Linked DNA regions of Homo sapiens: all the other regions are linked to region 2. The links are chromatin contacts, found by Hi-C or POLR2A ChIA-PET in ENCODE. All regions are on one chromosome and are shown on one strand. The core of a region is the stretch at or near the end of the contact, and the rest is flanking DNA. Distances in the headings are between cores, read along the strand shown. Region 1 holds the start of PPP1R10 (protein phosphatase 1 regulatory subunit 10). Region 2 holds the start of BRD2 (bromodomain containing 2). Region 3 holds the start of PPP1R18 (protein phosphatase 1 regulatory subunit 18). Region 4 holds the start of TRIM39 (tripartite motif containing 39). Region 5 holds the start of PPP1R11 (protein phosphatase 1 regulatory inhibitor subunit 11). Region 6 holds the start of MDC1 (mediator of DNA damage checkpoint 1).

What was found. A loop is a pair of places that touch in the nucleus more often than their neighbours do. ChIA-PET counts read pairs that join two places held with the same protein, here RNA polymerase II (POLR2A). Pooled maps may share reads with other maps.
Region 1: a loop to region 2 is called in a map of gastrocnemius medialis, with 22 times the contacts of the local background. The contact joins the promoter of PPP1R10 here to the promoter of BRD2 in region 2. A Hi-C loop is called at or near these places in 2 of 168 maps with a recorded cell type or tissue (gastrocnemius medialis and naive thymus-derived CD4-positive, alpha-beta T cell), 1 of 37 single-sample maps with no recorded cell type and 17 of 50 pooled maps. POLR2A ChIA-PET finds 5 or more read pairs at or near these places in 7 of 52 experiments (CD4-positive, alpha-beta T cell, PC-3, SK-N-SH and 3 more).
Region 3: a map of transverse colon shows a loop between it and region 2 (8-fold over the local background). The contact joins the promoter of PPP1R18 here to the promoter of BRD2 in region 2. A Hi-C loop is called at or near these places in 1 of 168 maps with a recorded cell type or tissue (transverse colon), 1 of 37 single-sample maps with no recorded cell type and 11 of 50 pooled maps. POLR2A ChIA-PET finds 5 or more read pairs at or near these places in 2 of 52 experiments (MCF 10A and activated CD4-positive, alpha-beta T cell).
Region 4: a map of ascending aorta shows a loop between it and region 2 (14-fold over the local background). The contact joins the promoter of TRIM39 here to the promoter of BRD2 in region 2. A Hi-C loop is called at or near these places in 1 of 168 maps with a recorded cell type or tissue (ascending aorta) and 11 of 50 pooled maps. POLR2A ChIA-PET finds 5 or more read pairs at or near these places in 1 of 52 experiments (naive thymus-derived CD4-positive, alpha-beta T cell).
Region 5: a pooled map shows a loop between it and region 2 (16-fold over the local background). The contact joins the promoter of PPP1R11 here to the promoter of BRD2 in region 2. A Hi-C loop is called at or near these places in 11 of 50 pooled maps. POLR2A ChIA-PET finds 5 or more read pairs at or near these places in 4 of 52 experiments (CD4-positive, alpha-beta T cell, CD4-positive, alpha-beta memory T cell, activated CD4-positive, alpha-beta T cell and 1 more).
Region 6: a map of endothelial cell of umbilical vein shows a loop between it and region 2 (25-fold over the local background). The contact joins the promoter of MDC1 here to the promoter of BRD2 in region 2. A Hi-C loop is called at or near these places in 1 of 168 maps with a recorded cell type or tissue (endothelial cell of umbilical vein) and 11 of 50 pooled maps. POLR2A ChIA-PET finds 5 or more read pairs at or near these places in 2 of 52 experiments (CD4-positive, alpha-beta T cell and MCF 10A).

What each region holds. Positions count from the first base shown.
Region 1 is chr6:30,614,643-30,618,593 of GRCh38, forward strand. It overlaps PPP1R10 (protein phosphatase 1 regulatory subunit 10), which reads right to left and starts at 2,601. Exons shown (of 20, transcript NM_002714.4): 1 at 2,582-2,601; 2 at 1,836-2,356. MRPS18B (mitochondrial ribosomal protein S18B) reads left to right here and starts at 3,198. Exons shown (of 7, transcript NM_014046.4): 1 at 3,198-3,301. The coding sequence starts at 3,224. RefSeq lists an enhancer at 2,859-3,427.
Region 2 is chr6:32,966,718-32,970,904 of GRCh38, forward strand. BRD2 (bromodomain containing 2) reads left to right here and starts at 1,877. Exons shown (of 13, transcript NM_005104.4): 1 at 1,877-2,339. LOC124901302 (a long non-coding RNA gene) reads right to left here and starts at 1,804. Exons shown (of 3, transcript NR_190904.1): 1 at 1,428-1,804. RefSeq lists enhancers at 954-1,493, 2,792-3,991, 3,110-3,648.
Region 3 is chr6:30,684,141-30,688,713 of GRCh38, forward strand. It overlaps PPP1R18 (protein phosphatase 1 regulatory subunit 18), which reads right to left and starts at 2,505. Exons shown (of 3, transcript NM_133471.4): 1 at 268-2,505. The coding sequence starts at 1,878. NRM (nurim) reads right to left here. Exons shown (of 4, transcript NM_001384369.1): 4 at 3,909-4,573. The coding sequence ends at 4,521.
Region 4 is chr6:30,325,106-30,329,052 of GRCh38, forward strand. It overlaps TRIM39 (tripartite motif containing 39), which reads left to right and starts at 1,822. Exons shown (of 8, transcript NM_001369521.2): 1 at 1,822-1,890; 2 at 3,784-3,936. It overlaps HCG17 (HLA complex group 17), which reads right to left and starts at 1,029. Exons shown (of 5, transcript NR_052012.1): 1 at 904-1,029. HCG18 (HLA complex group 18) reads right to left here and starts at 2,051. Exons shown (of 3, transcript NR_102327.1): 1 at 1,046-2,051. RefSeq lists enhancers at 1-501, 3,739-3,947.
Region 5 is chr6:30,065,252-30,069,548 of GRCh38, forward strand. It overlaps PPP1R11 (protein phosphatase 1 regulatory inhibitor subunit 11), which reads left to right and starts at 1,947. Exons shown (of 3, transcript NM_021959.3): 1 at 1,947-2,228; 2 at 3,339-3,447; 3 at 3,853-4,297. The coding sequence starts at 2,160. The coding sequence ends at 4,055.
Region 6 is chr6:30,714,381-30,718,876 of GRCh38, forward strand. MDC1 (mediator of DNA damage checkpoint 1) reads right to left here and starts at 2,901. Exons shown (of 15, transcript NM_014641.3): 1 at 2,865-2,901; 2 at 660-798. The coding sequence starts at 795. RefSeq lists enhancers at 1,550-2,297, 3,046-3,793.

The sequences.
Region 1 (3,951 bases), core at 1,351-3,850, 2.4 Mb before region 2:
TATCTCCAAGTTACTCTTGCAAGCCCTTGTGTCTTTCCCATCTCCCTCTACACACATATATACATACACACACGCTCACACACATCCTCAAAGCTTCCCAGTCTTAGGTTTGCCTGTTTTTTCACCCCTGGCAGCTGAAGTGGGGAAAAATTACAAGCAGTTGTGATGAGTGAAGGAAAGTGAAAATAAAAACTGGTTCTATAAAAACTAGAACTACACAGAGATGGACAGCCTTGATACTTAATTCCTATAAGCTCCTATCCCTTTAAGATATTTTATATAATGAAAATAAGGAAAATGTCTTCTCCCTAGCAGCAACGAGCACAGGCAGTGCAAAAGCATCTGCTCAGGGGTGGAGCTTCAAGAGGGTGGAGAGAGGAGGAAGAAAGCTGATTACATCACCTTTCAAGGCTGCTCCTCCCACTTGACCAAGTTTCTAGGGCGGCCCTAAGCTCAGGATGGCAAAAGGGGGAGAAAAACAACAAAGACGGAGGGACGCCATTTTGTAATGGAGAAAGAGGACTTAAACTAAAAAGCCACCCGGCTCTGCCGGTAGCTTCAGTTACATTATAAAACACCTTTTTAGTAAAAAAAAAAAAAAAAAAAATCAAAAACCAGTTCCCCATCGTGAATAATCTTTGACCTATTTTGATCAGTAAGAGCGTAGTGAAAATTAAAGCAATTAAAATATTAAAAAGAACAATTTTCTGCAGGGAAGAACTGAATTTGCAACGGAGGTTCAACCGGCTACCATCGACCACCCCCATCCTCCCTATAGAGGGAAAGGGGGAGGAAGGACTTGGACCCCTCTCAACAAATAGGGTTGAGGTGGGAGGACAGGAAAAAAAATGGGTCAAGACACAACCTGCAACGCCGCTTGGAAGACAAAAGGACAAGGAAAGTCGCCATATTGAAGCAGGGAAGAAAAAAATTCCTTTTAACGACACAAATCTTTTAGAAAGCTAGCATTCAATTGCACTAAATGGCTTTTAAAATTATACTCCTAAATTCCACATTTCCCAACCTTTCCACCCTCTATTTAACTGTACCTCCCCCACCAAAAAATATCAAGTTAAAATGTTAATCACTCTTTTGCTTTTAAATACCTATGCAATCTGCAACAATTATAAGACATTCTTTACCTCCCCAACTATTATCTTGTATGTACTGGCACTAAGATTATATTTTGTCCTAAGTGTCTTGCAATCTTTATTCCTAGATTGCCACCTATTTTAACCACACAAATATACCCCAAGCAAATTACATTAAAATTGAGAGGATTTAACAGTCATTTAAAAAGTTATAGCGAGCTATTACTTCTCTCTGCCCATCTCCTTACCCTGCAATCTTTATGTACAGATTGCTTATTAATCTGGCAAATTGAAAGGCACCCTGCTTGTCTCACACACAAAGAAGTGGTACTTCTGGGCCACAAGATCCACCATCTCTTGTATGTGAGCTCATTAACCCTTTTGAAGACTGCTGCTAACCAGAGGAAGGTAACCATTCCTCCTTATATAAACACATATGGCTTTGGCAGTCTGGAAATTGGCTGGATTACCAAGGGTTAACCATCAAAATCCTCACTTGCTGGCCCTCCCTCCACCCTCTCTTTGCCTGCAGCAAGGCAGGGAAGAGATAGGTGGTAGGGGAGAGAGAACAAGACTGTTTAGACCCACAGGCCCTTTTTAATGGAGATTAAGTGACCAGATTGGTCCTTCTCCAGTTCTCTATTTGTTCTATGGTCTCATTTCTTCCTCTCATTATTTTTGGTTTCACAACGGGAAACGTTGATTTCTTGTTGCAAGGCTGGTTTTTGAAAATTCGACACTTACTATCCAATTTTTTTGCGACGTCAGCACCTCGGGCTCAGGGGGGAGGGGGTAAAATTTTGGAGGAAAAAAAATAAAACAACCAACCAGGACCCAAAACTCAATTATTTAGGGGGCCTCATTGGATCAAAAAGTCTTTTAAAAAATAAAGGCCAACTCAGTATTCATTTCCCCCCCACCCAACTCCATTTAGGGAGGGGGGTCGCAGAAAAAAGTTCTGAGTGGATTCAAAAAAGTAAACGCTGGATGAGTGAATTTGGGTGGTTTGGGAAGGGAGGGTGGTTGATTATTTTTGAAGTTATGTAGTGACGGTCCTTCGGCCACAGATTTCAAGTCCCAAGCAGCGTGGGCTGGTGGGGTGGGCAAGATAGGTGGGAAGGGGCAGAAGACACAAGTGGTTGGGCTGGTGGCTGCTGTTTTCCCTTTCCCCCCTCTCTCAGGATCCTTTCAAGGGCTTAGATGTTGCTGCGGCTTGTTTCTGTTTTCCTCGTGGCCGGCCTGTCTTTCTCCGAGAAAATTCAAACCTGGGATAAAAGGAACACAAGGGAGAAAGATGTAATCAGTACGGGTTGCTTCAAAACACTCACAAATGCCATCTTTGTTGTCCCCAAACAAACCTGTGTCCCATCCTGATCGCAACCGCTTTAAGCCGTGGCTCTCAAATGAACCCATCCATCCCTATCCCGCTTCCCAGATCCAACGCTCTCCGCAAAATTTTACCCACTAGACGACAAAGTAGGCAAACTTACCTCTAAACGAACCCCAGAATGGCGGCCGCCCGCTCGGGTGGAGTCTTTTATACCCGGACGCCGCCCAACGCGCCCAAACGTGCTAGTGAAACGCCCTTGTCGCGAGACATTATACGCGAGGCGTGAACTCATTGGTCAACCCAAATGACAACTCGCCAACTGATTGGCTACTCTCACTTCACCTTTGCTCCGCCCCTTTCCCTGGCACTCTCTTCCGCCTCCTTCCTGCCTCCCTGTCGCGTGCGCGTGACCAGGAGCCTAGCACCTCCCTTTCCTCTGCTTCCGCCACTTCCGCCCTGGAGAACATTTCTCACCCAGGATTGGTAGAAACCTAAGAGCGCATGCGCACTGAGAGGATACCGCTAAAAATCGCCTTCAAAATTGCTTAAAAGGCAAACTTTAACAATGCGATCTAAGAGTCGTAGTGACTGGCCAAAAAAAACCGCAATTTTGGGGTCTAATTCGATTGTGACGCAGTTGAAATTAGCTTCTCCCCCATGCCTTCCCTTTCACGCTTCCGTCCTGACGCAAACGTGGGGCCGCCTTCCGCACTGCGGGCTTGTCCTTGGCCCTGCCCTACTCAGTTTCCTGAAGCATGCGCAGTTGCCTTTCCGTCAATTCCTGTCCTGGGCGTACGTCAAGATGGCGGCGTCTGTATTAAACACCGTGCTGAGGCGGCTTCCTATGCTATCTCTCTTCCGAGGTTCTCACAGAGTTCAGGTAACTCTTCGAAAGACATTTTGCACAACCTCAAGTTGGTTATACCTTCTCGAGGTTGTCGCTCCACTGTCAGGAATCCACGAGTGGAGACCTTCCCACGTGTGTCTTAGCTGTCTAGGCAGTACTTCCTGCAACCCCCCCCCCACACCCCGCGCATTTTCTAATCCCGAGCCGAGGACTAAACGCCAGGGTTAGGTATCATCCTTTTTCCAAAATGCCATTTCAGTAAAATAACTTAAGTGATGGAATTGACCCCTGTCCACCCTCAGTCATGCATAACCAGCTTTTTAAAAATTATTTAACTAATTAAGGGGCCATGCTAATCTCTGTATCGTTGCAATTTTAGCATAACATATGTACTCCCCAAGCGAGCGCCACAACCAGCTGTTAACTATGCAAGTGGTGACTAAATCTGTGTTGCTCTGGAATGTCCTTGGGGAAATTAGGGATCCCAATTTCTACCAACCTTGCTATTTCTCAATAAGGTCAGGATATATTCTTACGACCTGAGGACAGTTTCTCAGCTCTCTTTATTAAATCAGTTTCTTATCGGAGTTATGAGAGCTTAACTCCGTCCTTTGAATTGAGGTTTCCCTCCAGTCTTGTGTACTCACCTCTCTGGAGGTTCTTGGTGGGGCACGGTGAGATAG
Region 2 (4,187 bases), core at 627-3,126:
ATAATTTAGGAGACTGTTGGTATAGCTCAGGTGATAGAATTAGGACAGAAGGGTGAGTTGATGGATAGTTAAGAGGCAAAATTATGAGTCTGTAAGGGTGTGAGAAAAGGAAATCAAGAACAGGCTCCCAGATTACAGACTTTGTGGTTAAACAGCCACCATTACTCAGGACAACAGAAGAGAAAGAGCAGGTCTAGAGTGTATAGTGATTTCATCAATTTTGAACATACTGGTGTCTGAGAGTTATCCCAGTGGGAATATTTAGTAGAAAGTTTAGCTTAGAGAGCTGTCTGAACTAAAGATTCAGACTTCAGAGGCTTTGAGCCATGGAGTCAGATTACCTAGAGAAGTTGAACAAAATTAGAAGCAAACAAGAATCACAGCAAATATCAACACATAAAAAGGGGCTAAGGAAGAAAAATCTACTGAGACTGGAGAGGAACAGTTACACAAATAGGAAAAGAAACAAGTGAGAGTGGTATAGAAGTCAAGGGTAGAGAGAATGTCAGGAAGGAAACATGATCAAATGTCGAATGCCTCAGAGGTCAAATAAAGTGAGAACTGTAAAGTGCTTCCTGACTTTGCCAGTTAGGAGGTTCTTGGTGACATCTGCCAGAAAAGTTTTGGTGGTAGCAGCCTGACAGAGGTAGCTTGAAGAGTGGGGATGGGGAAAGAGAATGTGACAAAGAATTGAGATAGTAAGGATAATTTCAATTTCAGGTCTTGGCTGTGCAAGGAAGCCGAGAGACATGAGTCTCTAAGAGGGCACGATATTGAGAGGGTTGTTATCTTTCTGTCAGCGGGGAAACCAAGAGAAAAGTTTAAAAAGGTCAAAAGGGGGAGAAGGGAAGACAGCTTCCGGGTAACAGAGAAGGTTGACCAGGTCAATAGTAAAGGATTTCCTCAAACCGAAGGGAGGACCTCTAGTGAAATGAGAAAGGAATACACAATTGACCCAGTTTGCAGGTGGGAAATGGGAAGCCAGTTCTGCAAATTGGCCTTTCTGTTCTGTGAAGTGCCATCTGTCGGTGAGGAGAGATTAGGGTCTGCAGCGTGAAAATCTGGACCATACTCTGGGTAATCAAGGGAGAGGTTATCGGCTAATGACAAATTAAAGGCTTACTTTTTAGCTGGCAACTGAATCACCATAACATTTTATGTTACCAGTTCCAAAATTTTGGGGGGAATTCACTCAAGCTTGGGAGAGGAGAGATCATAACTTTAAGAGTATAAGAGGTTTAAACGGTCCACTACGAAATAAATAGAGAAGGAAAAGTTATCAGCTGGTAAATATCGTAGAAGGTAGAGCGGTCCAGGGACTCACAGGTCTCACTAAAGAAAAGTCTAGCGTAGGTTCACGGCACGGAGAGATTTTAAGGCTGCCTAAGACTAAAGCCAAATACGAAGTCCACATCTGCGGTCCGCACCTTATCTCTCCGCGCGGCAGGCGCGACGAGGGCGAGAAACTCCCTCTCCAGTGGTCGCACCACACGACACCAGGGAAGGGGCCCCTCTCTCCAGACCCTCATATCTCCAGGTCCAGGCCCCATTTTCCTCCGCTGACAGCTCAGCAGCGTGCGCTTCCGCTGGATTCAGGCCAGGACCAGCGAAGCCGCACCTTACACCCACCGAGGAGGAAACAAGCCTGGCCACCCGAGGCTACCCCGCTAGGCCGCGGGTAGTGGGGGAGGGGGCGCTGAGGCAGGAGGTCAGCACCCGGGCGCGGGCTCCCGCCCCACGAAAAGCGCGCGCTCCAAGCCCCGCCGCCGGAGATGCGGTTCCGGTCCGGACGCCTGCGCACTACGGCTCTCCCCGCAGCCTCTGGCCCTCCTTCCCCCTCCCCCAGTCAGGGCGCACCCTTGCGCCTGCGCTGTGTGTGTTCCTGGTCTGCGGCAGCCATGCTGAACTCGTATGGAGAGGCGAGTGGGGGGGACAGAGTCCAGGACTGCGGGATAGGAAGCTGGGGATATGGACAAGCAGCAGCGTTATAGCGCTCTGGGTTTCGGGACATAGGCCTGGGCCATGCGGCCCCCTTGGCCCCTTGGCGCGACCCCCAGGAACGTTCGGAAAGCTGGTCCTCGTGGCTGGGGGAAAGGCGGGGGGTGGGGGGGAAGCGGGCACGTGACCCCGGTCAGCCAATCTGGGTGCTGCTGACGTGGCCGCGCGGCCCCGATGCTCTCCCCACCCCCCCAGCCCGTTCGGGAAGGGAGGGGCTGGGGGCTACGCCCCCTCCCCCAGCACGGCTTCGTTTTCTGGGGGGGGGTTGACACCCCGGATTACATACCCCGTACCAAGCCGAGGGCAACTTTGGAGGCCCCCTGGAAGGCTTTAGGATCCAGGTGAGAAGGGGCCCTTGTGGGGCGGAGATGTCAGTCAAGTGCTTAACCAATGGTGGGGAGTCCGGGAGGGGGATTCTTGGGGTTCAGGAAAGAATCCTGAGAGTGGGAAGATTTGTCCTTCAAACCTTTTACAGCCAATGGGAGCGTGGAGGGGGGGCGAGCGGGAGAGGGCCATGGGGGGGGAGGGGAATGGCCAGCCTCATGCCTCCGTACCCATTGGAGGGCAAAGGGGTTAGGGGGCGGTGTGGCCCCCCCTATTCCATTCGTCCCCTGGGGGTACAGCAGCCGGGAGCCAGGTGAGAAGGGATCCATCGGCGGCCGAGGGAGGGGTGACCTGGCGGTGGGCTGAGGAGTGGTGGCTGTGGCCCCTACCCGTGGATGTGAATGCTTTAGGAGTTGGCCACCCATGTTGTGAACTGAGGTTGTTCCCAGGCGCCAACTTCCTTTCTCCCCAGAGCCTCTGGAGGGAGCATTGCTGTGCGCCCTTTGTGTCCGCGGTAGGGGAGCTCCAGTCGTCACACCGCAGGCTGGAGGTTACGCTTCGAGTCGCTTACCGAATTTGTGTGCATTCACGTGGACACGGCCTGTGGGGCCTTTTGCCCCTGTAGGGTCTTTACTGAGCACGTGTCTACTCCAGGCTGGGGTGCTTACAAGCTGAAAGCTTGAGGTCTGCTTAGGAACAGAAACCAGGCCCAAGGTGGGTGCTGGCAGTAGGGGGTCTAGACAGCATGGTCTGAGATGCGAGGGAGGCTCGGGACCTGGAATGATTTCACAGCTCCCAAGGTTTCGGGTTTCTCCAGGGTGGCCTCTTCCATCGCCTCCCTCATCCCCTCCCCCAGTCCTGAACAGTTCTCTCCTTGTGTACTGCGGGGGAGGGAACGGAAAGGAGGAAAGAGTTACTTTCCCAAATTACTGAGTAGCAGTAGCCTCCCTGGTGACTCATGTGGGGGAAGGGAGGATAGAGGATCGGGAGGCAGTGATTTTCCGGAATGCAGGGAATAAACGAGAGCAATGTCTGGCTGCCCTTTTCCTAAGGCCTAGTATTTTCTCAGCCTCCTAAGTTTTTATTCCATGGCCGGCCCCCTGATGGGCCTCTGTCCTGGCCTGCAGAGCCCCGGTGGAGAAAAGCAGATTTGGGAGGTTGGGCCGCTAGGGGGAGGGGAAAAGGCCTCTGCAAAGTTGCTGTGTCATTGCCCTCCATGCTGCAGCCACCCAAACGGGGCCGCTTGTACTTTTGGGGGCCAGGGCCTGATCCCTGGCTGGGGGAAGGGGACTCTGCTCTCCTGACGCTCATTTTCCCCCGCCCTCCCGGGGTTTGCCCTACTCGGGGGGTCAGAAGACAGGAGATTGGCGGCCATTTTAGACGCAGTAACCGAGGTTGGAGTTGAAGGGCTACTGCAGAGGAGGGAGGGTGGCGTGGTTGCAGCTCAAGGACCTAGGCCCTTACGAGCCCTTCCGGGGCGAGGGGGAATCTTACCGTATATTTGTTCACCTACGTTGATTATTTTTCCCAGATACGTACACAAGTTTGTTTTCTCCCTGGTAGCGAAGAAAGGGGAAACGGGGGAGGGGACGCCCCACCAAAGCCCAGGTTTTCTCGGGTGGGGGAGATCCTTTCACTCTCTTGTAAGGGGGCGGGGACGGCCCCAGAGATGCTCTGGAGATCCTGACTCTGGGCTCTGGTTGATTCACAGAGTCTGCACCCTTATTTAGATAACCAAGTTAGGAGGAAGACTTAAGAGTAAGTTGGGGGGAGGGGGCGAAACTGAGCTCCCAAAATGGCTCCTGCCCCTCCTCGGAGGCGGACGGCCGGGGGGAGGGGAGGAGGGGAGGAGGGGGAGGGCTAGT
Region 3 (4,573 bases), core at 1,255-3,754, 2.3 Mb before region 2:
GAAGGGAGAATGAGCAGCCTGGCACACCCTGAAAGAGACACACCCAGAGACAGCCTTTGCTGGGGCAGGATCTTTTGGGCTCAAAATGGAAAAGGAGGGCTCTGAGAAGGAAGGGTGTATGTGCAGAGCGAGGAAGGGTGGTGGCAGGAATTAACAAGAAAGAATAGAGGAAGACAAGAAAACAGGGGTATAAAAAAGAAAGAGACCAGAGTCCAGAGAAAATTGACAAGTGGACTTCTAAGAAGTCTGGCTTGGCTGCTTCCCTACCTGTTTGTGGTGTCTTTCGGGGGACCCCTTGGCAAGGCAGCTGCGGCTGAGACGGAGGTAGCCCCCCAGAACCAAGATCTCCTCGGCAGTTGGGTACCGCTTCTTCCCAGCCCCCGGGACTGCAGCATCAACTGTGGCTGGAGAGGTTGGGGTGGCTGGGGTCGCAGGGGGCACAGACCGCCGGGGGTTGACGGTGAAGGTGTGTCCACTGCGGCGGGGGGCCCCCACCCCTGGCCCTGCCTTCACCCCATAGAACAGGCGGCTCATGAGGGGATCCCCAGGAGGTTGGGGGGCAGTTGGGGCTGGGGGTGGGGGAGACAGAGGGGCTGGTGGTGGGGGCTGGAGCTCCACTGCTTCCTCTTCCTGCTGTCTCAGGCCTCCAGTCCCAGCGTCCTCTGGTGGGAGGGGGGAGGGCACAGAGCAGCAGTTCTGCAGGGCTCTCAGAGGCCTGCCCTGAGCCCCCGCCTCCTCCTTCTCAGCCTCCCCTTCTCCAGCCTCCACACCGGGAGATTCCAGAAGCTTCTCTGCTGACTCTGGAGGTTCTGGTTTCTGAGTTTGAGCCTCTATGTCCCTGGGTGTCCATTCTCGAGCCTTCCCGGAGTTCAGGGTCCATTTCCACCCTTCTGTTGGCTTCATGCCCCTCTCGCCATCTTCCACAGGCCTCTGCTCTGCTGCCTCCACTCCTGCGGAACTGTTGCCTTGGGCCTCCCTTGTCAGGGTCTCGGACAGCTCTGCAGTCTCTTTTGGAGCTACCCCTGGAACTGGCCACTCTTCTTTTCTCCCACATTCTTCCGAGTAGTCTTGTCTTTCTTCTCCTGACCTCAGCCTCCACTCTGTTGCCTCCAGTTGTACCAAACTCTGTTCCTGAGACTCTCTGGAGTCAGGTCTCCATTTATGGGCCTCTGTCAGGCCCAACTTCTGGTAGGCAGATTCCCCTGGGCTCAGTCTACTTTCCACCTCTTTTCTCCTGGGGCTTTGCTCTCGAGACTCTGCTAGTCTCAGACTCCGCTCTGGAGTTTCTCCAGGACTCAGCCTCCATTTCCATGCCTCTGACAGTCGGGAGCTCCTGTCTCCCACCTCTCCTGGGCTTTGCCTCCAGTCCCGAGCCTCCAGAGGCCTCAGGCTCAACTCTTGGGCTCCCCCTATCCCCAGCCTCCTCTCTCTGGTCTCCCTCGGACTTAGTCTCTCTTCTCTTGACTCTCTTCCCTTGGGGCTCTGATCCCGCATCTCCCCAGGGCTGGGTCTCCGCTCCCGGGCCTCCAGAGGCCCAGGCTTTCTCTCTGCTAGCAGCTCTTCACTCCGTTGTTGTTGCTGCTGCTGCTGCTGCCGCTCCTGCCGGATGAATCGGTTCTGGTGCACTGGCCCGATGGCCTCCAGAAGGACCGCAGACTCATCCGGGTCTGGAGGTCCAGCCTCTACAGTCCCTAGCACAGGGCTAGGCTCCCCAGGGGACAGCCCAAGCTTGGCCCGGCGGCGCTCCAGGAGCCCTCGTTTCCAGGCTGGCATCTGGGACAGGCGCTCCCGTTCTGCTTTCTCTCGGCCTCGAACGGACGCCTCCTCCTGCCGGCGCCGGGCTAGCAGCTGTAGCTTCCAGTCTGGGATGGTGGCCATGGTCGTCTTGAGGTGAGGGTAGGGAGCACTGGGGACAGAGAACAGGAAGGAGAGGCTCCAGAGAGTGAGACAGCCCGGGGGTGAGACTGAGGGTGGGAGGAGAGGAAGTGGAGGGGGAGAGGTGGGACACAAAGCAGGGCAGAGGGGCTAAGGATGAGGACAGAGGGAAAGACGGAAGGCAGAGAACTGGGGAAATGGAAAAAGTGAAGAGAAGTTGTGAGCCCAAGTTGGGGGTGGTGGGGGTGATGTGAGAGGAAGAGTCCGGATTGGAGGCAATGAGGGCAGGAGCCAGATGTGGCAGCACAGGGTTAATGCGTATTAAAGACCGTCTCTAGGATGTGAGAAAGAGAGAGAAGGGCGAAAAGGAAAGTTGGCGTGAGGGAGAAGAGAGAAATGTGGCAGGGGTGAGGGGAACCTGGGTGCAGGCCAGGCTGCCTCAGCGATACCCCAGGGAGGCTAGTGTGGGAAGGAAGGACCAGGAATCCCTGAAAGGACCAGGAGGCAACGGGACCTGAGGGGGTGTTGGGGAGGCAAGGAGGGGCGGAGAGCGAACAGGTCTAGAGGAGAAGGGAAACCAGGGAAGAGGGGAAAGGAGGGCGGCGGCAGCAGCCGGGCGCGTCTCAGCGCGGGCCCCAAAGGTCCCGGCTCCGCTTCCAGCACCGCTCGGGCCACGCCTCTCCCCAGCCCCCACCCCTCTGCCCCGCACTCCGCCCCCGAGGCGGGTCGGGGGAAATAGCCACCCCCGAGACTTTCGGAACCCGGGCGTCAGGGCTGCCAGCGCGTTCCCAGAACCCTGGCGTCCACCCCCACCCTGTCCTGTCACCACCGCCTGCCTCCCCCACCGACTGCCCCACGCGACCCCAGAGTGCCAAGGGCCGGCTCCATGTCTCTTCTCCCCGGCGCCTGCAAGTCCTGCGCCCCGTCCCCGCTCTCATGAAGCCGTGACAGAGCCGGCCGTCTCCACCCCGCTGTAGCCGCACAGACTGACAATCTCGGCACAAAGAGGAGACAGCCAAGGTCCGGGCCAGGGACGGGAGCAAGGACAGGGGCGAGGAGACACCCACTCCCCAAGTCTGAGCCCCTCAGTCAACTCACAGGCCGCGGGACCCCCGGGGGAGGGGGTGCGGAGGAGCCGGGCGTCCAGAGAGAGGAAGAGGAGGAGAGAGGGACCGAGGGAGATCCGGAGACTGGAGGGAGGGGAGGAGGGAGGGAGAGGAGGAGGGAAAGAGGCAGCAAAGGAGGAGGGACGGAGACAGAGACCAGGGGGCCGGGCGGGGGCGGCGACCGCTTTGTCTAAGGACAATGAGGAGAGGGAAGGGGGCGCAGGGCGGAGCCGAGGAGAGGGCGGGGCCTAGATCCCTCCCACCCCGCGTGGGACTCGCTGCGGGACTGCCCTCTTCTCGCCCCAACCACTGGTCCTCCGCTCTGTCCCCAGGGGCCCTCACCAGCTTCCCGCCCGGACACGCCAGGTGTCCAGATCCCTTCCCCCAGCTCGCCGACCCAGGGCGGTGGCCCGTGACTCAGGCCCCTCGTGGGACTTTGGGAGGAAGCGGCAGCTGCTCCGAGCGGGGCCCGCCCTTCCCATCTCCTGCCGCTCCTCCCTACGCTTTTGCCTTCTCATCTGGGTCTGTAGGTCCAGCCTCTGAAGTCCTTTGTTTTGCGGGGTCGAGGGCAGCCGCCAGGCTGTGGGGGGCTTTGTGGATGGGCGGCAGGAGAGGCGCTCAGAAGCCAGAGGTTTTGGATGCTCCCTCCCCTACCAGAGCTGCTGCCCCGACTCTTTCTAGCTTCAACCTGTCTCCCTTGGGTCTACAGGTCGGCTGCCGGGAAAAAGGGGATTTGAAGGAATGGGAATGGGGACCCGGCCGCTCTGGCAAAGTGGGGGCGGGTCTGCGGGGGTGGCCGAACCCCAGCGGTTGCCAGAGGGCGTGGTGGCTGCCCAGACTCCAGTTCGGTGCTCCCAGGCTCCCTCTGGCTTTCTTTCCCAAACTCAGCCCTGTAGCTTGGGAGACACTGACAGACTGCATGCCATATGTAGAAAAAGGCTGACTTTTATTTTCCTGCAGAGCATCTTCCTCGGGAGAGCAGGGAGCCCCAAGTCATCGAGTTAAGAGCAGGAGAATCCCCTTGACTAGGTTGGGGTCTGAGCCCAGAGGCAGGGCCTAAGGAGGTGCAGAGACTAGGGCCGGGAGTGGTGAGGCAAGGTTGGGGCCTGGAGGGACAGCTATGACCGTTGAACTTGCAGACCCTGGTCCACCTTCTTGGAGTGGAAGCCAGCGGTGCAGAAGGGGACCCCTGAGGCGCAGAGGCAAGTAACAGTGCCAGGGGAGTGGTCAGGGCAGATCCTTTCCTTCTCAGGAGGCTGTTGAGGGGGAGAGTGTCATGCTCTAAACAGTGAAGGGACAGATGACTTCCATACCCCACTCTTCCTTGCTGGTGAGAAGTGGACCTTGGAGTTCAGTGGCTGAAACTCAGAATTTAGGGTATGGAGCTGGACCCAGAGAATAAAGTCTCAAGTAGTAGAAGGGGCATCTCCTTCAGTCCATGGATTTGGGCCTCTGGCATGAAGCAGCCAGGGCCTGGATGTTAAGGATTTAGAATTCAGTGGGAGAGGAAGAACAGGGCTTGTAACCAGAGTGAGCTCCTCACTCTGCCTCCCCATCCTGGGGCCGAGAGAGCAGGTGGAGTTTTCTTTGTA
Region 4 (3,947 bases), core at 572-3,071, 2.6 Mb before region 2:
TATGTCATACTACTTGCGCTTCATAATTTTATAGTTTTACCTAGACAGTCTCCCTTTTTTCCTTCCATATTCAGCATAAAATCCCCTTAATATCAGTCTCTAGGCAAGCACATTCTTCACAGTCCTTAGAACTGGACCTCCTCTTGTTAATTTCCTTAGTCTAATCACATTCCTCCTGGTTATCTACAAACAGAAAGCCAGAAAGGAGGGCTATCAACATCTTAAGCGCCACAAATTAACAAATCAAAACCAAATCTCTCTCTCCCTCCGAAGCCACGGCTAAGGAGGCTCACTGCCCAGTTAGTGGCTTTCAAACTACCCTTACAAGTGAGACATCTTGTGAATTAGAACAAGTGCTGCTGCTAAAATCCCTAACGGCTACATAGCAATGTGAAAAAAGGTATCAAATGTAATTTTCTCAAATTTAATCTTCTTCAATTCTTGGCACAAAAAAAGGAACAGTAAAGGTAGACAACTGTAATTAGCATGTGTGATCCCAAATCTTTATACCTTAGATACTGGATTATATTTTCAGCAAGTAAATAGTTTCTGGCTCCCAAGATGAGAGGTTAAATAATGCAGGGTGTTTGTAAACAGCAGCACAATTTACACCGGAAATTAGGGCCCTTTCTCACCGAGGAGAGTACAGCAAAATCTGCTCATCTCTTTCAATGAATATTCTCCATGACTAGTGCTGGCGGCGGGGAGGCGGAGCAAGCTATCTTTTCTACCAGCCGTGTCACACCCCTCCTAGCACTAACCCCTCCTCCTCAGCCTTTTCACACCTCTACCCACTACTAGCCCCTCCCCAGCCCCATCACCTCTTCCCGGGCCCCTCACACCTCTCCCAGCATACTCTTCCCCAGCCTCATCACCTCACCCACTTCCTCCAAAATCACTGACCTGCTAAGCTTCCAGCAGCAGGCGGGCAAAGCAGGGAGGCTGTAATGCAAAAGTCCGCAGTCCCTACACAAACACTATCTGCTCCTGCGGAGAAACTCAAGTCACAGCCCCAGAAGTGGAAAGAACAGGCCTTGGCTCTCACCCAGTTAACAAGCGTTTATCCAGCGCACGTGTTGCGGTCGGACCCCATGCGAAGGAGCTAAGGACACAAAGGTGAGCAGCAGAGACGCGGTTCCAGCTCTCCCCCGGCTCCCACTCCAGCGGGATAGGTAGATAATTTCGGTAAATTTCGCCAAGCAGGGGCAGGACAAAGAGTATTTGAAGTCTACCGCGGGGAGAACTTACCTAATCCTTGAATGTTAAAAGGCTAAAAACTCCACTAGTCGGAAGTGACGTGCCAGCTTAGCCCCGCAGGTCCGCCACGTAATTGGCCGCCGCCACAGCTAGCCACCCTCTCCCCAGACTGGCCCGAAGAGAGGAAAAGTGTGGAAGTCCACAAGCCGCCCCCGCCCCGCCCTCTTCGTCGACTTTCAGCTGCACCGGGAGGCGGCGGCGCCTGGCCAGAGCCGGGGCCTGGAGCCTGGACTAGACAGCCTCGCCGGCCGGGGCGCCAGTCCAGCGCCCTGCGGGCAATGGGCTTCAGCGCTCGAGCACGCGCATGCGCGGGCCTGTATCTCCAGAGGATTCCTCGGGTCACCTGGACGCCAGCATCTCAGCCACCTGCCCCTCTGGGTCCCTTCTTGCCCTTGATTCCCCCTGCTGCTTCTCATCGCCAGCCCTCCTCCTCCTTCTTCCGCAGGCACCGCTAGACCCGGCCGCGGCCGCCCGCCGACACCCCAGCTTCCACTGACACGAGCCTCGGCGCGGCTTCCGCTTCCGGCGAGTATTGTGTGTCGCGCCGCGGGGCGGGGGCGAGGGGAGGAGGAAGGAGGGAGGCAGCGCTCCGGCGGCTCCGCGCCCCGCACTCCCGGACCCGAAGCCGGGAAGGTAGGTGCTGTCCCGCCGCCGCGCCCGAGCCTGGGGCCTGCGCTCGCCGGCCGGCTCCGCAAGCCGCGTCCCAGCGCCCCGCGACTGCGTCACCGGCCCCCCGCACGTAACCACAGCTGCCTCCGCCCGCCTCGGGCCCGGGCGGACGTTTTGCCGCCCCGGCGACGTCAGCGCGTCCGGCGTTGCTTGGCTACCCCGCCGTTCCCCCGTCCCGCTGCTGCTCACCTCCCCGGGTGAAACTCTGACGCAGTCACCGCGGGTCTCGGCAGCGTCATAGCGGCGGGCATCCCATCTGCACGTCACACCTCTTTCTCACCTGGACACGCATCCCTTCCTACCCTGCCAGCCACGACGTTTCCTCTTTCCCCTCTCCAATGCCCCAGCCCCAGATCTGGCGGAAGAAGATGGAGAACGGGGGTGGGACAGAGTTGTGGACAACCTCTCAGGAGAGGGTCGCAAGGTGGGACCCTGAACAGTGGTAGAAACAAAATGAGATTGTCCCTGAAGTTTGCCCTTCAGCTGAGACACAAGGAGTAGAGGAAGAGGAAGGACTAACGCAGAGGCACTCAAGGTCTCACTATGACTGTAGTTGAGAGTCCTCTCCCTTCTTCCCTAACCCTTTCCCCATTTCTCTCACCACTTCTTTGCCAGTCTAGATCCGTCCTGGTGCCTTACTGTGCATACAGTTCTACTCGTCTCAGGTGAGGAGGCCACTTAATTTGTAAAAGACTGAGGAAGGGGTAGGATCACCACAAGTCAAAGTTGGATTCCCACAGATAGAAATCATCTGACTGAACTTCTCTCCTATTGCTGACAGAAGAAATTCAAATCCAAAGAAGTTATCAGTTCCTACTCCAAATCAAACACATTTGTGTGTGCCAACAATATATACAGGAACAATTGTTGTTAACCTACCTCATTACATGGCCACTTATCTCTCAGCACATAGATCTACCAAATTTCCTTCCTTCCAGTAGGTCCCTGGAGAAGGATGGGGGTCGGGAGGAGAAAAGGTTATGGGGATAGTTAAATCAACTTACCCATGGCTAAAAGTATGGATGTTTTAAGGATGGAGTAGGGGGCCAGCCTTGTGTTTTATAAATCTCTCCTATGCATTTCCAATTCTTCTGAGGCTGCGCTTGAGGGAGATCTCATTGCCTCTTTTGTGTCTCTTAATTCGCAACCACTCCAGGACCTATAAGTTGGAGACACACTATGCCCAGGGTGTTAGTTATCAATAGCTATATTGAAAGATTCCAGTCACTACAAATAGACTCGTTGCTCTCTTTTCAAGAAGTCGTTGGCCTGAGCTCAGCAATATTTAATATGGTTGCCATAATTTATCAGTTTTCAGCAGTTCTGAGTGTCCAGATGAACACAAGAGAAATGGAATGTTGCGTGAAATGTCATTCCAAGAAGAGAGCAGATTTCCTTTAGGCTAGTCTGATGGATAAAAGGAAGAATAATTTCAGATTTTCCTGAAAAGAGGAGGTTGCCTTTGCCTCATTCATTCCATTTGTTAGCCTTTAGAGCAGTGGTATCTAACCCTTTCAATATGAGGACTCTCTTTGCTTATCTGTGGTGGCTGATAAAAATTATGCATGGACCTTCTGTGGTGGTGATAGAACAAAAGTTATGCATGGACTTTTTTTTTTTTAAGCTTATCAGCTGTCATTAGTGTCAATGTATTTTATGTCTGGCCCAAGACACTTCTTCCAGTGGGCCCAGGGAAGCCAAAAGGTTGGATATTGTGATTTAGAAGAATGAGAGAACAGTGTCAGAGAATCAAGCTTAGACTCCAGTGGATTAATCATAAAGCTCTTATAACATTAAACTTTAAAATATGGTTAATTTAAGAAATGTTAATATTTTTATGACTTTTTTACTTCTCAGATTCCTTTCTTGTCTGTTAGAAACGTATGTCAAACGAGGATACAGTGTCTGGAACTATTGGTTCTAAGATATAAGTGGAATGAGCCTGGATCAGGAGAAGTATGCTGAGCTAGAGTTGAAGGAAGCTTCTCTTTCTAACAAGAGAAAGCAGAGGTAAGAGACAA
Region 5 (4,297 bases), core at 697-3,196, 2.9 Mb before region 2:
AATACAATACACAGTTGACCCTTGAACAACACAGGTTTGAACTGCTTGAGTCTACATATATGTGGATTTTCTTCTACTTCTGAGACCCATAAGATAGCAGCACATTTAAGCCCTCCTTTTCCTCCTCCTGAGCCTACTCAACATGAAAATGTGATCCACTTCTACTTAATGAATAGTAAATATATTTTCTTTTCCTTATGATTTTCTTAATAATGTTTTCTCTAGCTTACTTGATTGTAAGATTATATGTATTATAAGTATATAATACATATACAAAATATGTGTTAATCAACGGTTTATGTTATTGGTAAGGCATCTGGTCAACAGTAAAGTTTTGGGGGAGTCAAAAGTTATATATGGATTTTTGGCTGTTCAGAGGGTCAGCACCCCTTACCCCCATGTTGTTCAAGGATGAATTGTATATCTATTATAATAGATTCTTACATAGAAAGAAAGAAAAAAGTAAAGTCACAAGGAATCCTACTCCACAGAGATAACCAAATTATACTGTATATCTGTGCTTGTGTATATGTATGTGGCTCTGTATATGTGTGTTGCTATATATGTGTTTGGTTTTTTTAATGGACTAGACATGCTGAACTATATCTTGCTTTTTTCTGTTTGAACTAAAAACTTTCAAGGGGAACAAATGCATACTCAGGTCCCGCATTCCTTGGCTCAAATAGTGATCAAGGGGTTACTGTAATAATTATCATATAATTGTGTGGCCCTTTATATATATTCAGAGCTCTCAAACATAGCTATCTTGTTTGACCCCCACAGCAACCTGGAGAATGGGCAGGGCAGTCTTCCCCACTGTACGTTTGAACTGTTCTGGCAGTTGACTTTCCTGACCCACTCCTGAAATCTGAAACAAACCTGTTCATGTTTCTACCCTACTTTAAGCCTTTCTCTGGCCCATAACAGTGATTGGATTAAGCTTAATTTCTTAGCAAAGCATACAGGTTCTTCCATATAACCACTGCCTACCTGTCAAGCTTCATCTGGCACTCCCTCAGATCCAAGCGGTACAAAACTCCATTTCCTGTAGTGCACACATCTACAACTTTTTAAGCTGCTCTTCTAAAAAAACCTACTTGTCGGCCTTCCTGGTTCTTGTTTTACCACTTTCTTTTGCTCTCTAAGAAACGTGCATATATTTTTATAAAATAGCCTATACTGTAATTTACGACCATTTCTCTGCTTCATCCTACTCATCACCCCAGAGAGAACGAATATGTTGGCAGTATGTAACTACATTCAGATTTACAAATCAGACATGGCATTTGTTAATGCCCCAGTGTTTCATATTTTTGTTAGTTTTCAGCATGCCTGTCTTTCCTACTAGAGCTAAAAGGCAGGGTCTGAGCGTCTTACGCGCCTCCATCTTCAAGGCGTAGCACAGTGACTGAAAAAAACTGACGTTGAACGTGCACTAAACTGAACTGCTCAAACACCTACAGGCACAGGGCGAGGGGTAGAACCACATCGCTTGACTCTTAAGTGTGTTTCCAACTGCTCCCACTTCCCGTTTTCTTTAGAGAAACCCAGACCAAACAAGGAAAGGGAAATAGGCCACGGTAGGGTCATTACTATTGCTCCTTAAGCTTCCTCGCCGGTCCACCTACCCAGACAAGGCAAACGGAAATCTGCAGCAGGACTCAGCTTGGTGCACACAACTCCGCCCTCGCCACACCCACTCTGCAGCGTCTGGCCCGGCAATACCCATCTGGGCGCCCCTCCTGCTTCCTCTAGGCTGTGAGTACGCGTGCTGCCCCAGACTCTCCCTCCTCCACCCACACCCGCAGTGACACCCCTTCCGCCAAATTTGTTTCTCTTTCTTTCAGCGCCTGCGCGCTGTCACGTTACGGCGGAACTAATCCAGCGACGCCTGCGCTTTGACGCATTTGGTGCCGTGGAAGGGAAAAAGGGGGACTGCAGTATGCGTCACACCCGGAAGCGGCGAGCCGGAAGTGGGGTTAGCCAGGTTATCCCCAGGGGTGGAGAAGCGGAGGCCCAGGAGGAGGGGGAATAAAGAAGGTGGAGGATCCTGGCTACCACTCTGAATCCGATACCGCTTCTCTTAGACCTCAGCGACAGAAAAAGGGAAGGGTGTCTCATCCCCCTTCCTCCTCTCCTCCCTGTCCTGAGCCTTAGCCATGGCCGAGGCAGGGGCTGGGCTGAGCGAGACCGTCACTGAGACAACGGTTACCGTGACAACCGAGCCCGTGAGAAAGGCGGGGGGGCGGTGCTGTTTAGGGGTCTGGGAGATACTGGGAGGGAGGGGACAGGGATTAGAAGAGTTGTTGGAGGAGCTAGGCCTAGGGATATGGGAGGTGTGGGGTTGAATATCTAGGGCTGGGAGAATCGGAAGGTATTGGAGCTATTTGGAGTGGCAGAGATGGTGCAGGAGGCAGGTCAAGGAACTTGTAATAGGGAGGTACAGTTAGGATATAGGTGTTGCTGCTTGGGGTGGTTATGTGTGTAAGTAATAAACGAAAGGGAAATTGAGGATTAAGGAGCCAGGAAGATGTTGGGAGGAAATCAAAGGTAGTGTAAGAAAGCATGGTTGGAGGCCAACTTATCAATATTATCAATATTGATATTCGAATAAATATTTATTGAATGGATGAATGTAAAAGGAAGTGGCAGGAATGAGGAAACAAGAAAAGGAGATGAAAAGAGGTATTTTGAGAAATCAGAGAGCAAAGATGTAAATGGAGAAACAAGAAGTATTTATCCAAAAACATGTTAAGTTGCCTTCAAAGGGAGAAGGTTGCATTGGGCTTAATACTCTTGGATTAAAGGAAGTTTAGTAATTAATAGATTAGTAATACTTGCTACTAGAGATGCCAGGATGCCAGAGAATAGGTGGATAAGAGGTAGGGAGGGCTGGAGCTTGAGAATGAGAGAGGTTTTGTTTGTTTTTTTAAGAGAAAAAGAATAGGGGATCTGGAAAAAGGAAGGGAGATCAAAGATTAGGTGCTGGGGACTGAAAAATAATTTTCATGTATTAATACTACCAAGGATGATTTGGGGAGGAAGACGGAGAAACAGCAAGGATTATATTTTCCTTTGAAGAGTTGCTGGGACCTTTCCTAGGTTAGGAATTGTGTCTTCTCTTATACTGGTGGTATAAGAACAGGAAATAATACTTATTCCTCAAGGGACTATCTGAGGTAAAAGACCTGTTCTGTTTTATCTTCTGTCAGCTCCTCTGGTGCTATGCCTATGGTACTGATTGAGCTAAAGAAGAAAAGAGAGGAGGTTCCCTGGGAGGGAGTGGGAAAGGTTAGTAAGAGGGGACTAGATAGGTATGCTCATCCTTAACCTTCTAGGAGAACCGGAGCCTTACCATCAAACTTCGGAAACGGAAGCCAGAGAAAAAGGTAGAATGGACAAGTGACACTGTGGACAATGAACACATGGGCCGCCGCTCATCCAAATGTGAGTAATTGTTGGCCCGCAGTAGCCCTGGAGTTCTGGCTCCCTTCAGCATATCTTGTATCTACTCATATCCACTGGCTTTCCAGAAGCCCCCAGATGTTCATAGTTCTGTCACTTTTTTGGTGGTGCTGTGGTATCAGGGAAAGAGGTAGGGAAGGGCTAGAACTGGAATTGCCTAGGTCTGACAGCAAGAAGTGTCAGAGGTGGGAGAAGTGGGGCTTTGAATTCGTGGCTCTCTAAGAGGACAAGAGGGGTGGGGCCTGAGTCCCAGAGGGTGGGCCTGGGGAAGCTGGATCCTGGAAGGTAGGAGAAAATAGGAATTTTCACTGAGTTTGAGTGGGAATGGAACTGACTATATATCTTACCCTTCCTCCTCTTTAACTGGGCTCCTCCCTCTAAATCTAGGCTGCTGTATTTATGAGAAACCTCGGGCCTTTGGCGAGAGCTCCACGGAAAGTGATGAGGAGGAAGAAGAGGGCTGTGGTCATACACACTGTGTACGTGGCCACCGCAAAGGACGGCGTCGTGCAACCCTAGGACCGACCCCCACCACCCCTCCCCAGCCTCCTGACCCTTCCCAGCCCCCTCCAGGGCCAATGCAGCACTAAATCCCTCTCTCCTCCAGCATTCCTGTGTCTGTCTGGCCCTAAATGTATCCATGTGGCTACTTCTCCAGCCCCCTCCTTCCCTCTCTTCTGCCTGATAGAGGGAAGAGGAAGAGGAGGACGAACAGAGATCCTGAAATTCTGACTTGCTGCTATTCCAGAACCCAGCCTCCTGGGTTTCCCCAGTCCTCATTTTTCCTCCCAATACCCACCCTTCTCTCTCGAGGGATCTAGGCACCTTGGTC
Region 6 (4,496 bases), core at 1,651-4,150, 2.3 Mb before region 2:
AAAATACACATAACACAAAATGTATCACCTTAATAATTTTAAGTGTATAGTTCAGTGGCATTAAGTGCATTCACACTGTTGTGCAATCATCACTACCATCCATCTCCAGAGCACACAATTGGATTTTATTTGATTTTTTTTTTTTTTTTGAGACAGGGTCTCATTCTGTCACCCAGGCTAGAATGCAGTGTCATGATCATAGATCAGTGCAATCTTGAACTCTTGGGTTCAAGTGATCATCTGGCTCAGCCTCCCAAGTAGGTGGGACTGCAGATGTGAAATGAACCACCACACCTGGCTAATTTTTAAATTTTTCGTAGAGACAGGGTTTTGCTATGCTACCCAGGCTGGTCTCTAACTCCTAGTCTCAAGTGATCCTTCTGCCTTGGCCTCTCAAAGCACGGGAATTACAGGTGTGAGTCACTGCACCCAGCTTCATTTCAATCTCTTAATTTTCTTTTATCAAAGTAAAATCACTTCCAGTGAGTCCAGGGTAGTAGTCTGCAACTATCAACTCAATCGGCCCCATCTCTTCCATTCATGAAAAAAAAAAATTCACATCTCATTGAAACATACATAAGCTTCTTGCAACCCTCCAAATACCTTACCACAAAAATAAAAGATCTATATCAATACTTGAACATCCAATACCCTCTGACCTTTTTCTGGTCCATGGGCACCACTAAAGATATGTAGCCGCCCTACTGGCTCCACGTTACACCTCAAGGATTCACTGGATTGCTCTGTCTCCTCCTCTTCTTCAACATCCCAGTCAATAGCCTGGGTGTCCTCCATGATCTGGGAAGGATACACATTATCAATTATCCTCATTATTGGTTCACACAAACAGCATCAGAGTTATCAGACTGAAAACTAGGGGGTAAACTGGATCATTATGAACGTTGATGCTTCTCTTTCCACCAATCTTTCTGTTGTTAACCTTCTGAAGCACTTAAAACATTTTTTTCTTTTTTGTGATGGAGTCTCGTTCTGCTCCCCAGGCTGGCATGCAGTGGTAAGATCTTGGGCCCACGGCAACCTCTGCCTCCCGGGTTTCAAGCAATTCTCTCACCTCAGCCTCCCAAGTAGCTGAGATTACAGGCACCTGCCACCATGCCTGGCTAATTTTTGTATTTTTAGAAGAGATGGGGTTTTGCCATATTGGCCAGGGTGGACTCGAACTCTTGACCTTGGGTGATCCGCCCACCTTGGCCTCCCAAAGTGCTGGGATTACAGGCGTGAGCCACTGCGCCCCGTTGTTTTTCTTTCTTTTTTAGCCCATGCTTTTTATACTTTTACCAGACCACCTCAGTTTGATCAGATGCAACTGCAAAAAATGATAATAAAAGATGACATATATAGAAGCTTCCTATGTGTCAAGCACTGTTCTAATTACTTTATATCGACTCTGACTCATTTAATCTTCACAAGAACCTTGTAAAGTAGTATTACTATCTTCCATTTCTTCAGATAAAGAAACTGCAACATAGCTGGGTTAAGATTTTCAGATCTCCTTGAAACATACATAAGCATATATAAGGTTAAGACTTGCCCCAAATCACTCAGATGTCTCTCCTCTAAAATCTTGATGGTTTTTCGTGCACACAGAATAAAATCTAAACTCCTTAGCGAGACCCTCCATGATCTGAACTTCACATCTTGTAACGCCTACCCCTCGCCCGCAAAAGCCTATGGTTCAGCCAGACATTTTCCCCAGTCTTCGAACACACTGTTCTTGTCTTCCCACATCTTCATGCCTTAGCCCAATTCCTTGGCTTTTTCCCACCTAGTTTTCTGGTCCAACTTCTACCATCCTTTAAGATTCAGTTCAAATGTCACTTTCTTTCTTTTTTTTTTTTTTGAGATGGAATCTCGCTCTGTCGTCCAGGCTGGACTGCAGTGGTGCTATCTTGGCTCACTGCAACCTCTGCCTCCAGGCTTCAAGCGATTCTCCTGCCTCAGCCTCCCGAGCAGCTGGGATTACAGGCGCCCGGCATCACGCCTGGCTAATTTTTGTATTTTTAGTAGAGACGGGGTTTCACCACGGTCTCGAGCTCCTGACCTCAGGTGATCCGCCCACCTTGGCCACCCAAAGTGTTGGGATTACAGCAGTGAGCAACCGCGCCCGGCCTCAAATGTCACTTTCTCAGCAAACCCTTTCCTGGCGTGTTCCCTGCCTTCTCGTGTTCCTGGTGTATCCTGCCTGTTCCACAGTGGTCAATGGATTTGTGCTTACTCTAAGATCTCTCGCTATATTGTAACCATTACTTTCCATTTCTGCCTTCACACTCACCCACCTCCAGGACTGGATTAGGGGAACCGTGTCTTTCCCCTAGGGTCCATCATATTCATTCAATGGTTATGGTATACCTGTTTGAAGTATTTGGTATACATCTGTGAACCAAACATGAAATCGACCCTGCCCTCGGGAAGGCTCATCACCGAGCCTACTGATGAAGGAACAAATGAGATGGAAAGAAAATAGCATAAATGGAATTCACCTGAAAATATGCCACTCTAGAGGGAAACTGTTGACAGGTAGGGAAAGTAGGATGCCCCATGGATAAAGTGTCAACTCCGTCTTTATGACAGGCCAACTCAGCGGGTGCCCACCACGCTTGGCTCCAATTCAAAGAGCCACCATCTTTGGTCCCCACCTCAGTGGGTTCCCTTGTGGCCCGACGTCTCCCTGTGTCTTCATACCTAAACTCGGAGCGGGGCGCCAGGTAAGGATGAGTATTACAGTCCGAGAAGCGAACTTCCAAGTCACCTCCGCCCAGTCGCACCCAAGGTACGCCCCTCCCGCCTTCTGGGGGAACCAAGATGGCTCCCGGGGAGCCGTGGGCCAGGCCCCTAGAACTCACCTACTTTAAGTCCCCGCGCGCGCCACCAGTAACGGTCGCGACCCAGGTGGAGCGACTGCGTGTGCCGAAAAAGAGCTTATTTGCTGATTGGCTTCTGCCGCTGTCTTTCACAACCGCAGCCAGTCGAGCGGAGGCACACCCAAAGCCCCGCCCCCTTAGAGTTCAAATAGGTGGTGTCTCCCAGGCTGCTGAGATCAGTTAATGAGACGGTAATTGAAGGCCGCCGTGCGCCAACAGAATAATGCACGTCGATTGGGCAGCTCCAAGGGACAACCCACTACCGCTTGCCCGCCCACCACCCACTTCCCGCGCAGTTCCAAACCGCGACCAGAGAGTCTGGCGCCAGCTGCCGGCAACGGATAGAGGGGCTGTGTCATAGACGTCCGACGTGTCTGGTAAGGCCAGAGCGCCTTTCCTCGGTCCTCCTAGACATGGTGTCCGCTGACTCATGAGAAATGAAAGTGGGTTGCGCGTTGCAGTCGTGGCTGGAGGCTGCAGTTTGGAGAACAGCCCGTAGGCGTGGCAGTTCACTCCTGTTGCATTGGAATTTCATTTCCTTTTGATTTGGTTTGTAGTAGAAGTAATATCTTTCTTCCTGGGAATACGTCTCTGACGGACATTTTGAGGTCATTTTCTTAAATCCAAGATCCTAAAGATCTGTAGTCGAACAGAGAAAACTGGTTTGCTCTCTGTCTTAAAGGCTGTCCCCACCTTTCGAGGGGCGAGGGAAGGATCATAAAATCATTTATTTTTATTTTTTAATTAACTAATTTATCTATTTTTTGAGATGGAGTTTTGCTCTTGTTGCCCAGGCTGGAGTGCAATGGCGCGATCTCGACTCACCGCAACCTCTGCCTCCCAGGTTCAAGCGATTCTCCTGCCTCAACCTCCCAAGTAGCTGGGATTACAGGCATGCGCCACCACGCCCAGCTTATTTTTGTATTTTTAGTAGAGACGTGGTTTCTCCATGTTGGTCAGGCTGGTCTCGAACTTCTGACCTCAGGTGATCCGCCCGCCTCGGCCTCTCAAAGTGGTGGGATTACAGGCGTAAACCACCGCATGCGGCCATCTATATTTTATTTTTTGAGACGGACTTTCGCTCTTGTTGCCTAGGCTGGAGTGCAATGGCGCGATCTCGACTCACCGCAACCTCCGCCTTCTGGGTTCAAGCAATTCTCCTGTCTCAGCCTCCCGAGTAGCTGGGATTACAGGCATGCGCTACCACGCCCGGCTAATTTTGTATTTTTAGTAGAGACGGGGTTTCTCCATGTTGGTCAGTCTGGTCTCAAACTCCGGACCTCAGGTGATTCTCCCGCCTGGGCCTCCCAATGTGCTGGGATTACAGGCGTAAGCCACTGCGCCCGGCCTATTTTATCTCACAATAAGACATGAAGAAAATGGTAACTATAACACTTGCATAATTCATAAAGTCCTTTCTGTTGGTTATCTCAATTCTGTGCACAACAGTCAAATAAGCAGATTTTACAAACGAGGAGCTGGAGCCCTGCAAAGTTAAAGGACTTTCCTAGGATCCTACAGCTAATATAGAGACAAATTGAAACAAGTTATCTGATTGTGTATTTTGAGTTATTTCTACTCCCACAAAATGACTGTGTTCATTTCCCTAAAACG